3 separate regions of the Homo sapiens genome follow, and all the other regions are linked to region 1. The links are chromatin contacts, found by Hi-C or POLR2A ChIA-PET in ENCODE. All regions are on one chromosome and are shown on one strand. The core of a region is the stretch at or near the end of the contact, and the rest is flanking DNA. Distances in the headings are between cores, read along the strand shown. Region 1 overlaps QKI (QKI, KH domain containing RNA binding). Region 2 overlaps QKI (QKI, KH domain containing RNA binding). Region 3 overlaps QKI (QKI, KH domain containing RNA binding).

The links. Hi-C counts contacts between places; a loop is a spot of excess contacts on that map. ChIA-PET counts read pairs that join two places held with the same protein, here RNA polymerase II (POLR2A). Pooled maps may share reads with other maps.
Region 2: a loop to region 1 is called in a map of gastrocnemius medialis, with 2.7 times the contacts of the local background. The contact joins two enhancer-like sites. A Hi-C loop is called at or near these places in 9 of 168 maps with a recorded cell type or tissue (Calu3, IMR-90, MCF 10A and 6 more) and 1 of 50 pooled maps. POLR2A ChIA-PET finds 5 or more read pairs at or near these places in 3 of 52 experiments (HepG2, activated CD4-positive, alpha-beta T cell and endothelial cell of umbilical vein).
Region 3: a map of gastrocnemius medialis shows a loop between it and region 1 (2.4-fold over the local background). The contact joins two enhancer-like sites. A Hi-C loop is called at or near these places in 2 of 168 maps with a recorded cell type or tissue (dorsolateral prefrontal cortex and gastrocnemius medialis) and 2 of 50 pooled maps. POLR2A ChIA-PET finds 5 or more read pairs at or near these places in 1 of 52 experiments (BJ).

What each region holds. Positions count from the first base shown.
Region 1 is chr6:163,455,801-163,460,295 of GRCh38, forward strand. The region is part of intron 2 of QKI (QKI, KH domain containing RNA binding); the gene reads left to right. Among named protein-coding and RNA genes, the nearest start is that of QKI, 43 kb to the left of the region's middle. Within about 2 kb of position 2,276, at least 9 of the 41 ENCODE cell types and tissues checked have a DNase peak (open chromatin) inside an H3K27ac peak, as active enhancers do; they include gastrocnemius medialis, where a contact is called at or near this core.
Region 2 is chr6:163,528,165-163,532,951 of GRCh38, forward strand. The region is part of intron 3 of QKI (QKI, KH domain containing RNA binding); the gene reads left to right. Among named protein-coding and RNA genes, the nearest start is that of QKI, 120 kb to the left of the region's middle. Within about 2 kb of position 3,092, at least 3 of the 41 ENCODE cell types and tissues checked have a DNase peak (open chromatin) inside an H3K27ac peak, as active enhancers do; they include gastrocnemius medialis, where a contact is called at or near this core.
Region 3 is chr6:163,577,232-163,582,179 of GRCh38, forward strand. It overlaps QKI (QKI, KH domain containing RNA binding), which reads left to right. Exons shown (of 8, transcript NM_006775.3): 8 at 1-1,361. Among named protein-coding and RNA genes, the nearest start is that of QKI, 160 kb to the left of the region's middle. RefSeq lists a silencer at 1,986-2,280. Within about 2 kb of position 2,085, at least 4 of the 41 ENCODE cell types and tissues checked have a DNase peak (open chromatin) inside an H3K27ac peak, as active enhancers do; they include gastrocnemius medialis, where a contact is called at or near this core.

The DNA of each region.
Region 1 (4,495 bases), core at 1,026-3,525:
GTTTCCTTTCAGCTCTAAAATTTTTATTGAAACCACTGATTGTAATCTGATTTTCCCCCATCTTAGTCCATTGTTGAACTATTCTCTATAAGCATCTTGTTGTGAATAGCCTCCTTGTCCTATATCTGTTAATTTCTAAATAAATCCAGATTCTTTGCTTTTTGTTACAAAGCCCTATATGATACGGTCCATTCTATTTCTCTGGCCTCATCTTAAATGATTTTCCCTCTTCTTTACCACACTGTAGTCACATTGACCCTCTTTTGGCTTTTAGAATAAGTCAAGTCTATTCCCAGTCTTAGGGACCCCATGTTAGTTGTGCTCTGATCTCTACTGGCTGGCTGCTTCTTGTCATTAAGAATTTAGCTCAAATGTCACTTCAGAGAGGCTTCCCCTGACCTTTTTATTTAAAAGCCATCTATCTAGCTACTCACTGTTTCACGTTGTCTTTTTTTTTCTTTGCAATAGCACTTATAATCGGGCATTTTTCTGGTTTATTTTCTCTCTCTCTGTCTCCCCTGAAGAATATAAGGTGTACATAAAATAAGAACCTTGTCTTTGTTATTCACTGCTGTATCCCTCATAATATTGGCACATAATAGGTAACAATACTTGTTGAATGAACCAAGAAAAGATGATGGCTTTTTGCTAAGTTTCAGAGGACTTTTATGAAAGCAGATGAAAAAAGGAGTTATTATAATATCAAAAATATGATGTGCTCTATGATTCTTTAGTTATATGGACAGAATACTAGTCTGTAGATGAGAAATGTCTTAAGTTGAATTAATAGGAAAAAGCTTTGATATTTTACAGTTACATTACAATTTGCAAAAATTGATCTGATACTTTTTTTTAAAGGTTATATACATTTACTCTGGTTTTATAGGTATTTTTGGTTGCAAATACACAAATAGTCTTGGATAATGTAGGAAAAGAGGAGTTGGTTGGAAGATTATTGAGTAACACAGAGGATTAAAGGAATAGTTGGAAAACAAAGTGCCATGTTAGGCTAGGAATCAGGGCATCTGAGAACTTGAGCAGCAGGAGTTTGTGGAGCTTCTCGGTTGAGAGCCTTGCTGACATAACTTGGCATTGGTGCCTCCCAGACTTTATCTTTAAAATTCAGATTCTTAGAAGAGTGAATGTGTTTTGGGCCTTTCTGACTGGGGAAGTGAGGTTATCTACCATTACCTAGACAGGACCACTGTGAGCCTACCCTAGGTATTAGGATTATTCCTAGAGATGGGAAATTGTGATTTGGGCAGCTGTTCCAATTGGGGTCTACTGCTGTTAGGTTTTTCACTATCCTGGAAAGGATAGCAACTGTCTGTTTTGCTTATTTAAACGTTAAGGGATAATGTTTCTGCAGTGGGCATTAACATAGAATATGTAAGACCACAAGACCTTGATAGAGAATATAATGTTAATCTGTCTGGTTCCATCTCTTAAAAAAAGAAATCCTATTCAAGGAAGGGGTATTTATGCATTCTTTAAAAGACATGGGTTTCATACAGTCTTCTAAGTCAGGACTTGAGTCTAGAGGGCACCTGTTCACTATATTCCTTTCCTTCCTCCTCCAGTTGTGACTTCTTGCCACGGTGAACTACTATTACCGACTGGTGTGTTGGAGCATGGCATTTGTCTTGATCGGTGATTCTCAAAACACAGTCCTTGGACCATAGTATCTACGCTTTCTGGGAACTGTAAATGTTCAAGCCCCTTTCCATACTTATTGAATCAGAAACTCTGGGGTAAGGGCGAGGCCTAGCAATTTGCCTGTTAAGCCCTGTAGATAATTCCGATGCATGCTGAAGTATGAGAATCACTCCTCTAATTTTTTTTTTTTTTTTTGGAGAGGGGACAGGGTCAGCCAGGCTGACAGGTAGGTGATCATGTACCTGGTCATTTTGCCAGGCATCGTTTCAGGAGGCCTGAAACAGTAAGTGGTGAAGTGATGAATTAAACAGTGTCACTGGTCTTGTGGAGTGGACATTTCAGTGACAAAGACAAACAGTACACAAATGAATCTATAGCTGTAATCAGTGTTATGGAGAAACATAAAGTGGGGTAGACAGATGAATAGTGACTGTGTATGGAAGGAGGTATTCATTTTTAAGGGTAATCAGGGAAGAAATCTGTTACAATATGATGGGAATGGAGAGACAGGAACAGAATGATGGGAGGAAGGCATGAAAACCATCTGGGAGAAAAACATTCTAGGCAGAGTGAACAGCAAGTACAGCTGACTCAGGCAGGAATGTGCTTGGGAAGTGTTGTAAGATGTGAGGTTAGAGAGTTAGCACAGGGGCAGTGTCATGCCGTGGTCAAAAGTAGGAACTCAGATTCAGACTTCTAGCTAGTTTTGCTGCTTGTTTTGTGACTTTGGTACTACACTTGATCTTAACCAAAAGGCCAGGAAGTGATGATGTTTTGTGACTTTAAGCAAATTACTTTTCATTCCTGGTGTTCGCTTTTCTCATTTCTGTAATGGAGATATTAAACCTCTCACAAGATTATGAAGACTAAAGAGTTAATATGAGTGAAGCAGTTGGAAAACATCTTTATGCTATGTGTCACAAGCTCTATGAGGGCAGGAATCTTTTTGTCTTTCAGTGCTGTATTTCTAGTGCTTAGAATAGTGTCTGATAAATGGTGTATTCACAATAAGTATTTGTTGCACATATTTGTATGAAACTCATTCTTTCAAATATTGTTAAACTTTTCTTTTTCTTTAAACCTGTTGTCTTTTGCATTTGCACATAGCACCTTACTTACAGAAGTCAGTGTTAAGTTAGAGATGTGTTTTGGACTTGGCAGTGCAGATCTCTGAAACTGATATGAGAAGAAAGTCTCAGACTCAAGGTCTGAGAAATGAAGTAGTGCTATAGTCTGTAGCCCTTTGCAACGTTTTTGAAGTTTGGCCTCATGATGTGAGAATGAGAGGCTAATATGAATAGGCCACTGAAAATGTATTAAAATTTTCACAGAATTAATATTTATTAATAAAGCAGACTTCTATTGCATCTCTACTGTGTACCAAGCACATCCTAGGTAAGAATATTTAATTCTTTTGAAAAAAACTCTTTGATATAGTAAAGACAATAGGTTTCTTAGTCAGGCCTAGGTTTTGAATTCTGGCTTATCCTCTTATTGGCTGTATTTGTCAACAGTTGCCACAATAATGCTCCATGATAAAACACTCTAAAACTGGGTGGCTTAAAAATAATAATCATTTATTTCTGTGCTCATGGGTCTGTATGTTGGCTGAGGGTCTACTGGTTAGGGTGAAGCCTAGCTTGATTGAGGCTAACTGGGTGGGTTTAGATCTTCTCCATTTATGTTCCTGCTGGGCCCAGGCTAAAGCGGGCAGTGGCTGCTTAGGGCATGCTCTTATGGCAGGCCACTGGAATGCAAGATCCAAGCCAAACTGCATAAGCAGGTATAAGGCGTCTGCTCTTGTTGCTTTCCATTAGCCCAGTGATTCTCACCTGGTGGCAGTTTTACCTATGGGGACATTTGGCAATACTAGAGATACTTTTGGTGTCTAAACTTGGGAGAGGGGGTACTATTGGCATCTAGTGGGTGGAGTCCAGGGATACTGTTAAACATCCTGTAATGCACAGGGCAGTCAGCCTCCGTGCACCTCCAGCCCCCCAACAAAGAATTACCTGGACCCAAATGTCAGTAGTGCTGAGGTTGAGAAACCCTGCGTTAGTGATACCAAGTCACTTCATTTACAGAGAGAAGGGGACTGAAATAAATATTTGCCGAAAAATAATTGAGATGATCACATTGGCTTTGAGCATATGCTTGCTTTTTAGAATCTGTTTCTTTGTCTATGAAGTTATAAGGTTCACTTCATAGGATTGTTGGGAGGAGTAAAGGTAACAAATGTGTGACATCTGATAGAGCAGGCACTCTGTGGTTTTTGTGATTACACATAAGAAAAATAATCCTGTTCTTGAAGGAGTTCAGTCTTGTGTGAAGGATAAACGATTAAATTATTGAAGACTTTAAGTTTCTCATGCATTCATGAAACTACAGACATGAAAGAACATTGAAGTTATATTTAGACCATCAAATTGTTTATTTGGCTGGTCAGGTTTTCTTGTTTGAATCCATGGAGATGTGTTATAAATGATTATGAATAGAGTTAACTGATTTATTTAAGTAAAAAGTGTTATATTTTGAATGAGTCAGTAATAATTTTGTCATTAAATTTGCCTAGTTATCAATTTCAAGTTGTTAGAAATTGTTCTATAGGATCTGCCAGAGTAGTAGACTTGATAAATATTGGCAAGGTCTAGCTGTTGATGATACTAGTCGTCCTGTTAAATACATGAACAGATTAGATTGGTAAACTGCTTCCTTTGGACATGATGATTAAATTGTAGTGAGACTTCTTGGAGTTTTATGTGAATATAATTCTGATTTTCTGATGTTTTTAAAATGGGATTTAATTTTGACTAATAGCTTTGAAAGGCATCTCTTGGGT
Region 2 (4,787 bases), core at 1,842-4,341, 73 kb after region 1:
ACCAAATCTACTAAATAATCTCATCTACCCCTTTATCTGCCTTCAAAGTCCCCGCCAGCTCTAAATTCTGTGAGGACAAGATGTGCTTAGAATTCTACACAAAAATATTTAAAGGTAAAAAGGTAAAGTAAAAAATTCTAGAGATTCCACTATTCTGTGTTCCGTTTCTGGTTTTTCACTATTTTATGATGCTGTTTTAGGTCAATTTCTCATGTAGGTGATATGTTGTGCTAGGAATTAGTTGTTGAGGGTGCATGCTGTAAAGTTGCTCTGGCTAGGTATGGTAGCTTGGTGGTACAACACTTACTGCCTGACTTGACTAAATCATGTTAAATGTTGGTAAGACTGATAGTCCCAGGTTCATGTAACTTATGAGGATTGAATGAGGTGATGTATTTATATTGCTTAGCATTGTCCTTGGCAAGCAGTGTTTGATAAAAGCTTAGTTGCCATCATCATTTTCATTTTTAAGTTTGCTTATCATCACCTAAGTCTAATTTATCTCACCATAGTATACTTGTCAAGAATACAGACCATGATAATCATTAATAATTGTGACTATCTGCTCTGCCATCAAGTGTGAATGAATTATAAAGTTGCTTAGCAAGCTACTATATTTGAATTTGCTGTATAAATAGAGCTATTTTCCATTTCCATGGAACCTCTGTTGTTATTGCACCCTACCTTAAAAGATGGAAGGTTAGTGGTTTTGAGCTCTGAACATATTTATACATATAGTATTTATATGTAATTTGCCTGTGCTGTCACTTTGCTGTTATATTGAGATAGAACTTTAGTCTTGCAGTTTTAAAAAATACTTTTGACCCATCTTGTCTCCTGTTCTTCTGATACATCAAAACAAGGTAGCATTGAGGTTTTAGAGTAAAAGATAAGCAGACTGATGGGTTGTGAAAACCAGACCTCATAAGAGTTATTGTAGAAAATCTGGGAGAATTGACTAGAAGTAAGAGAACAAGAAATGGAGTAAAAATTGTCATGTACACCTGGTAACTAAGGAGAAAGAAAGAAGCCGTCCCAGAAACCAAGATACAGGAGCAAAGGTGAATATATGAGGGATTAACTAAACAGGCACAGTAATCATTAGTACAGCAGAGCACTGTGGGAAAGCTGCAGCATATTCATGCACAGTTTGATATTTGATTTGAATGATGCTCTTCAATCATAAAAGTTCAATTATTCAATTCAGTAAATACTTGTTTAGAGCCAGATATGTGTAAAATCAATGTGTACATACTGTCAAGAGTATGAAAATCAGTGAGATGATTCTGATATTCAACTTGGAGCAAACTTTCTAATAGCTAGAAAAAGACAATGCACAGATAACTAAGTTACTATATAATACAGAAAAAAAAGAAATAAAAGTAAATATTAAAGAAAGGGAAAGGAGGCATTCTAGACATAGGCGATAGATAGCTTCCATAAACTTATGGGTGTCAAAATCCATGTTTGGGGAATGGCCAGTAATACAGCATGGAGTAAATCTGAGCCTATCGTGGGAAGTGAATGAACACGGCACTTCAGATTAGTGTGGATAGATGTGAATGGGTGCATGTGCAGCAGCCAGTCTCTGTCAAAGCACAAGTAAGCCATGACTGTGTTTCAGAGATTTCCTACAAAGCCTCAAATTCTAAAAATCCACGCTGATTCAGAAAATTCATTCAGGATGAGTAATAGCTGAGACATTAATTGTGGACAGATTTGCAGCAGGGAGGTATGAACCCCAGTTTGGACATGTGGAGTTCAGACTGCTTTAGAGATTGAAGTATACATTTCTAGTTGGCAGTTGAATTTGGAGGTCTAGAAATCAGGGGGCAGTACTGTGCTGGAAAATGTAAATTTGGGATTATATTGATGCAAAACTGTGTTCTTCTATGTTGCTGAAGATTTAGTAGCACATATATTATGAAATGATATTGCAAATGGTAACTGTAAAACAGACATTATAGTAGTCATGAGCTATTTTTTTCCACATCAGTATCTCAGCTATTAACCCCTGAAAGATTGTTTGAAACATAATTGTAAAAAGAAACGAATGCCTCGTAGAACACAGTTTCTAATAAATACAGCATTTTTGGTGTGCGTCCATATCATCATCCCTCCTGTCTGCTTATTTCAACCTTTTCTTTGTCCTGATGTATTTAAGTGAGAAAATGGGTTTTGTGAGTGGATTCTTACTATGGATATTTTAAGTTCAGAAGTAACCATCCTATAATTGCATCTATCCTTAATGACTAAAAGAGGACCTTTTGGGGTGTGTTTTATTGATTTCTCTATAAAATTTGCCAATCCCAGATTGCCTTTATAATCTGCTTAAGAAACAGAATGAGATCACAGGGAGAAATAGTATTTGTATTAAATAATTACTAAGCTGCAAACTCACTGAAGGAATTTAACTCTTCTTGAGCTGGAATGGACTACAGTAGAATGAATATGGCTTCATGGCTTCTGCGTAGCATGACCTCAAAGCCTTTTTTTGTGTGACATTTGATATGCACATGGATGAAAGATTTTCTGAGGCCTGATGTGGAAAACGGGTTGGTCGGTCTCTCTCTTCACACTGCACCCCCTCCAAAACACTAAAAGAGGTGCTTTTAGTGTTTACTTTCAATTGCTACATTGTTTGATTTTGAAGTGTCCGCTTCATTTATTCCTTGTGGTGAAAACTCAGTGGGTCCTTTTCATCTGGAACCTCAGATCCCTCAGTTTTGCGAAAAATATATAACATTGATGATTTTTCTCCCTCTGCTTTCTTTTTCTTTATATTGGTAGTTGGACATCGTCATTTCAGTTTCTGAACCTCTTGGACTAGTCCTCTAATATTATACAGTTCTGCACCATTTTTTTTTATCTCTGTCTTTTGCTACTTGGAGAGTTCCTCAGTTTGTCTTCCAACCTTCTATCAAATTTTTCATCTTTGCTCTCATGTTTTTAGTTGCAGGAGTTTCTATTTGTATTCAAAATTTTTAAATAGAGCATTCTTGTTTCAGCATTGTAGCGTCTTTTATTAACTCTCTGAAGGGTCAGTTGTTCAAGTCTCCTGTCCCCAAGATGTGGGCCTGGGTTCCCTTGCTCTGCATTTGGAGCAGGGGAGATGGCCGGCCAGCCCAGCTGTCAGAGTGGAAGTTACCCTGTCAACTGTTCTCCTAATGCAGTTTGAGCAAGTGTTTTACTTCCTTTCAGAATCAGTTTCTGGTCTACTGCTGGGAATTAGGGAGTGCTTGATAGCTAGCCATTTGTGGACAGGGGATATGGGAATTGAACTGCTTTTTAATGAGAGTTCATCTAGTCCTGCAATCTCAGCCCCACCCTCACCCCTGTTTTCACTGCTGCCCATTTCCTCAGTATTTTTGGGGTGGATTGCAAGGAAATAAGTTTCTTTCTTAACTAGAGTCAGGTAAATTTTAAGTTAACCATCTGCTTTCTAGATTCTTAATTTTTAAATGGTTTCCTTTCCCATTTTCTTACTTCTTACGAGTTTGGACATTTTATTTATTTATTTATAATAGACACAGGGTCTGACTGTTCCCCAGGCTGGCCTTGAACTCCTGGGCTCAAGCAGTCTTCCTGCCTCGGCCCCCCCAAAGTGCTGGGATTACAGGCATGAGCCACTGTGCCCGGCTGAGTTTGTACATTTTAAACTCTGCAGTGTTGTAGAAGAATTTTTGGTGGGAGTGTAAGTACACCATTCCATTAATTTCTCCATCTTTGAAAATTTTTGCTCCTTCAATTGTTTTTAAAAGTGTAAGCAAAAATGTTGATTTTGAAGCAAACAGGGTAGATGTAGCTTTCTCCTATTTTTATATTTTTAACTATCATTTAAGTTGTTGAATTAGTAAGAGTACGCATTGGCCAAGTGTTTTACACCTTAAAAATGTATTCTTGCAATAAAGCAAAATGGCAAATAATACTGCAACTTTGTTTCTATCATGAAAATAATTATTCCTTTTAAATTCTCTGGCTTTTCTCCATGTATAGAGGTTTCTGCGGCAAGTCAAATTTTAGTTTTTATTCTTAAGCTTTTCTCAAAAATATTTGATTATAAATGTTCCTCAGTTTTCATTGTATTAGTATCTATATGCATTAGTGTTTGACACACACACATAGAGCTTTTAATGTCTTTGTCTATTTATAATAACATCTGTATCACTTCTAGATTGGTTTGAGTGAATTGATTGGGGGGGAGGTGGTCTCATGTATTGCATTTTTCTTGCTGCTTTGCATGCCCGTTAATTTCTAATTGTATGCCAGACTTTTACCTTGTTGGGTGGATATTTTTATATTCCTATAAATATCTTTGAGCTTTGTCCTGGGACACAGTTAAGTTAGTTGGAAATAATTTAAGGCATTTGGTCTTACTTTTAAAATGTATTTAGTTGTACTGGAACAATGCTTAGATTAGGTTTAGTTTTTTCCTACCACTGAGGCAAGACCTTTCTGTGTCCCTTACCCGTGGGGAATCCTTCAAGTCTTTCAGTCTTGTTCTTTTCTAGAGCCAGGCACTTTGACCTGGAATCCTTTTGGGTGGTTCCTTCCCTGGCCTCTGGAATTTTCTCTCAAGTATGCAACGATCAGGGTTCAGCTGAATATTTGAGTGGCAGCTCTCCCAGGACTCTCTGAGCTTTGGCTGCCTCGGTTTCCCTGGACTCTTGCTTAGTCTCCTCATGGAGTTGTCTGGAGACTCTCAAGCCAGTGAGTGGGGGCAGTTATAGGCTCACCTCAGTTGTTCCCAACTCTGTGTCATTTGTCCTTAGTTGTCTGATGTCCAG
Region 3 (4,948 bases), core at 835-3,334, 120 kb after region 1:
AACCTTAGTTTTCCTCAACAGAATGCTTTGTTAAAGTAGCCCACAGTTGCAGGATCCATAGCACCGTCGTGCAGACTAGCAGCCCAAAGGTGTGTTTGGTTTGGCTTATACGGTGTTTTGCTTTTTAAACTACTTGCCATAATTTAAAAGTGGCAACACTAGACTTAAAAAAAAAAAAGTCTGATTGCCCATATTAGATTTTTTTTTTAATTCTTCACAAAATCTGCTCTTCCTGAAAGATCAAAGTGTCTAGAAAGCCCAAACATGTATTCTTAACATAGTAGGCACCAGCTGAAACTGAGTAATTAAACGGTCCCCTGAAGCCAAGTATTCCCTGGTTAGTCGCCACCCCACCACTCCTTCCTGTCTCTAGTGTCACACTTGGGCTGTTGATTTTCTTACTCTTCTCTTGCTTTAATCCTTCCCCCCGGCTCTCTGGCTCCTGTGGATATCTGTGCTTGTTTCCTGGTCCAGGATGGTGATCTGACTTTCAAACCAGCTTCTCAAAAGGGGTGACATAAAATCAGTTTTGATGTTTTTCCTCCTGAAAAATCAGATGAATATTTTAGTCACTGTTACTCATGCACATTGTGTTCTTATGTTTACAGAAGTGCTTAAGTGAATGGAAGCACTAGACATTTGGATTTCCTTCCTAACGTAATTTTTAATGATTACCCCTTTTATACAGTAATTTGTGGTCTTTAGAAAGCAGTTAAACTAATTGACCATCTAATAGTTGTACTATACATATGTCTAAAATAATAGTCATGGTAAGTTTGGCATCATATCTTCCCCAAAAAATGTTTATTAAAATTAGATTATTCCAGTTTAATGCTATTTTGTGAACTGTATACCCTCTGAAAGCGCTTATTTTTACATGCTACACAACAGTTCCAATTTTAAGGAGTGTCTCCTAAAATTGGGATGAAAATCTACTGTAGTCTGTTTTAAAGTATGCTATACTATGTTCATTGGTTACTTAACTGGATATTAATATAAAGGTTATTACAAGAAAAATGATGAAGAGCAAAAGGAGAAGAAAATATTTGCAAGTGAATCCACAATTCTTGCAGAACTATTTGAGTTGATACTAAAGATTTTATGTTCACTCCTTTACCTTAGAACTGTCAAGCTTGGGAATGAGGAAAGTGCCTTGGCTGTGCTTGAAACCTGAATTTTAGTGCTTCCCTTATTACATTCATTGTTTTCAATGATTGATTTATAAAATTAAGACATACTGGTAGTACAAGTTGAAAGTTGGTTTGAATACATTTTAATTAAATGATAATATGTTAATATGCTTTTGTTCATTGCTTTCTCACTGAGGTAAAACAGCATTAAAAAGTTGTCCAGAATTTAAACTGACTCTAGATTTCTAGATTCCTAGGTGGCGGGAAAATGTAAAACTTTAAAGCTCATGAGCGGAACGCAATGCAAGTCCTGAAACTAAGAGTTAAATGTGAGTCTCAGGGAAAAAAGCTAGATTAGCAAATCAAACATACATATGCCTCATCCAGAACATCATTCAGGCATCAGTTCGGGGGCTACTAGCAGTAAAGTTGGTTTTAAATGAAATAAAGTGGAAAAGTTTGATATCACTTCCAGAAGTGGTCTGTCATCAGTAAGTATTGGTGTTGAGTCTAAAATGAATTAGAAACCTCCCGTTACTCTTAGGATTAAAGCAACCCGGTATGGAGAGAAATGAAAGAAAAAATGTAGTGTTAGCTTGACTTTATGTCCCTTTCACTGAATTCCATATGAGCCTATTTGGCAGAGAAATTTTGTACTCTACAAGGAAAACATCACTGATGTGGACAGCACCAATAATGTACGTCCCATTAAGCTAATAAATACCCAGACGGCCGTGTGAATACCTTGAATTCTTCAGAGAAGTGTGTTAGTGCGTTTAGTGTTGCTATAGCAGAACGCCTGAGGCTGGGTAATGATGAAAAAAGGTTTATTTGGCCCACATTTCTGGTGGCTGGAAAGTTCAAGATTGGGCAGCTGCATCTGGTGACAGCCTCATGCTGCTTTAACTCATGGTGTAAAGCCAAAGGGGAGTGTGGACCAGGTGCACAGAGATCACAAGGCAAGAGAAAGCAAGAGGAGGCCAGACTCAACCCAGTCTCCTAGGAACTCATGCATCCCTGCAAGAGGGAAAACGCCCCATCCCGAGGGCGGCCGTTAACCTATTCATGAGGGATCCGCCTCAGTAACCCACGCACTTTCTATCAGCCCCCACCTCCCAACACTTCCACACTGGGGATCAAATTTCAACAGGAGTTTTCCTGGGGACAGACTCCACCCAAACCACAGCAAAATGTGTGACCCAGTTTTTCTAAAATGCTTGTTACAATTTGCTAAAGAATCACCACCACCATCCTTAGCTCCATCCTAGAGAGGATGTAACAAAGAAAAGTTATTGAACCAGAAAGCTGAGTGTCCAGCCCGATCTAAAAGAAGTAAGCCAGGTGCAAGGGCTCGGCCAAGGCGGGTGGATCACCTTAGTTTTATCTATGGAACCCCACATTTAAGTACATACGCAGTGAACTGGGAATAGTTCATGTTATTAAGGGAAATATTGGGACGCTCCTGCTTTCCTTACCACTTTCTCCCCTCAGTTCAAAGAGGAGTACTGCTGCCTTCAAAACGGCATTGAACAGAGCTAATGGAAAAGAAAAATAGAGACAGATGTAAATTTAGTCTAAATACGAACTTGAAAAATGAAGTTGGATACCACACCCCCTCCCATTTCTTAAGTATTTTTTCATTTGTCATTCTTCTAAAGCCAAAGGTGATAAAAGTCATGCCTGCTGTGAGATCTGTATCTATTCCAGCAGGTTGATTGCCAAGAATTTGGTAATAGTGTCAACATGAGCCTTCTTGCTGAGCGCCCTCAGCAGGCTGTGAGGAATGCCTGAAGAGTTTTATGCACAGGAGGCTCTCGTGCCACTCCTTTTCAGTTTGAATTACTACCTGTTTCTCATGAATATTTCTTAAAAGTAGAAACTGTAGAATTCTGTAATGGAATTAAAATACAGAAATACCAGAGGAAAAAATTGTAGGCCACATATAGAAAAGGGTTGTTGTGTTACCCTATTGTATATCAATGGCTATAAAAATCAAATATTAGGGGGATAAAAAGCACTAGAAAGCACCCCAACAGACATCACGCATGCTTTGCACTTGCAGGTTACTCATATTGATGAATTAGCACCACCGTCAAATTTCTGAGTGCTTAATTGGTGTTAATTAAATGATGCAATCAGTATTTCTGTGTATATCAAAATGTACGAAAACCAAACTTGTGCCTCAAATTTATGTTAGTCAGATATGGTAAAGTGGTGTAATAGAATAGATGAATCTCTTACAATGAGAAATCAAGGGGGATCAGCATACCTTGAGTACATGTTCTCAAAAATACTCCCTTAGTGACCTGCTGGGCAGAAATTGCTATTGTAACCGGCAAGCTTCAAATACGTGGTCTGGGTAGACAGTAAAGCCAGGATATTTTAACGGAAGACATCTTTTATTCTACAATTTTAGCCTCTTAGACAAAATGTCCAAGTGTTTTACTCCCACCTCTCTTTAAGTTACGCTCTTCAACATCTCTAAGGAATTTAAAAGTAAAATATTTGTGAGAAGCCACGAGTCAAGAACTATAACTTGATAAGTATACATGAGTGTGCTATTTTTGTTTTGTTTTGTTCTTTGTTTTCTTTTTCTCTCAGAGCAATATAGGCTTGCTTTCCACAGTTGCACTAGGGACTGACTGTCAAAAGCATCCAAGTATCTAAATGGTTGGTGTATTGCAAAGCACACTGGAAAACAGAACCTGCTCCTGAGGAGTGTATGTGTTTTTCAGTAGGGCTATAAACTCTATGGTCATTAACCAAATGAAGATTTCAGTTCTGCATGTGTATTATGCCAGGTTGAATTGGCATATGTGTACTTATGGAGACAAGTTATCTTTAGCAAGGCTGCTGGCCATGTCAGTTTTTTGTCTGTTTTCTTTCATCATAGGAAACATCCCAAACTACTACAGATTATTTTTTGTTTTGTTTTTTAAACACTGGTCATTCTGGTGAAGTTTTTTGTTGTTGTTAAGCTAATTTTTTTTCCATTGTATATGTGCTTCCACTTTGTGGACACAGTAAATTTCACCTAAGTTATTTCATATCACAGAAAATTTAATAGGGGTTGATGATTAAGGAAGTAGATTTAAAATATATAGGAATTTTGAGACTGAACTGTCAATTGTTTCAATAGACAAATCCAATTTAGAACTCATGCTGATTTTTTAAAATTCCAAATACGAGTCAAAGAACTTTCAAAATAACGAAGTGATTTTATTCATTCAAGCAGTATTTATGTGCTAAAGTGATTGGGCTGAATACCATGCCTGGCCTCTGGGTAGACAAGAGTGAAGATACCATTCCTGCTTCAAACAGCTCACAGTCCCAGGTTAGAGAGAGAAATGGAATATAAAAGTAGTATGAGGATTATACAGCAGAATTCCAAGCCCCAGTTTTATGCAGAACATCGAGTAAATGATTCTTTTCTGTGAAGACAGGAGCTAAATGTTTCACAGTATGTTCATTTCAGAATGATGGCTAAACTTTAGTAGAAAGTCTTGCTTCTTGGTATAGTCATATTTGAAGTAATCTTATTCCTTGATATCATATTGATTTATGACTTCCCAAAAATATTTTTTGAAAGCCACTATGTTTTGGCTGTTGGGTTCCCAGGAGGAATTACCATTTATTTTCACCCATCTTTGGCTGCTGCTGAGAAAGACTTTTCTCCAGCCCTGGTACCTCTCCCTTTAGGCTTTCCTGGGCGCTTTCTTTGGATCCAAAGCCAAGTCCTAGTGTGATGTATCCCTAAGGGTACAATCCTCATAGTCCTAGTACTAAAGCCATTGCCAGTCTCAAAGTCTTTCATATTC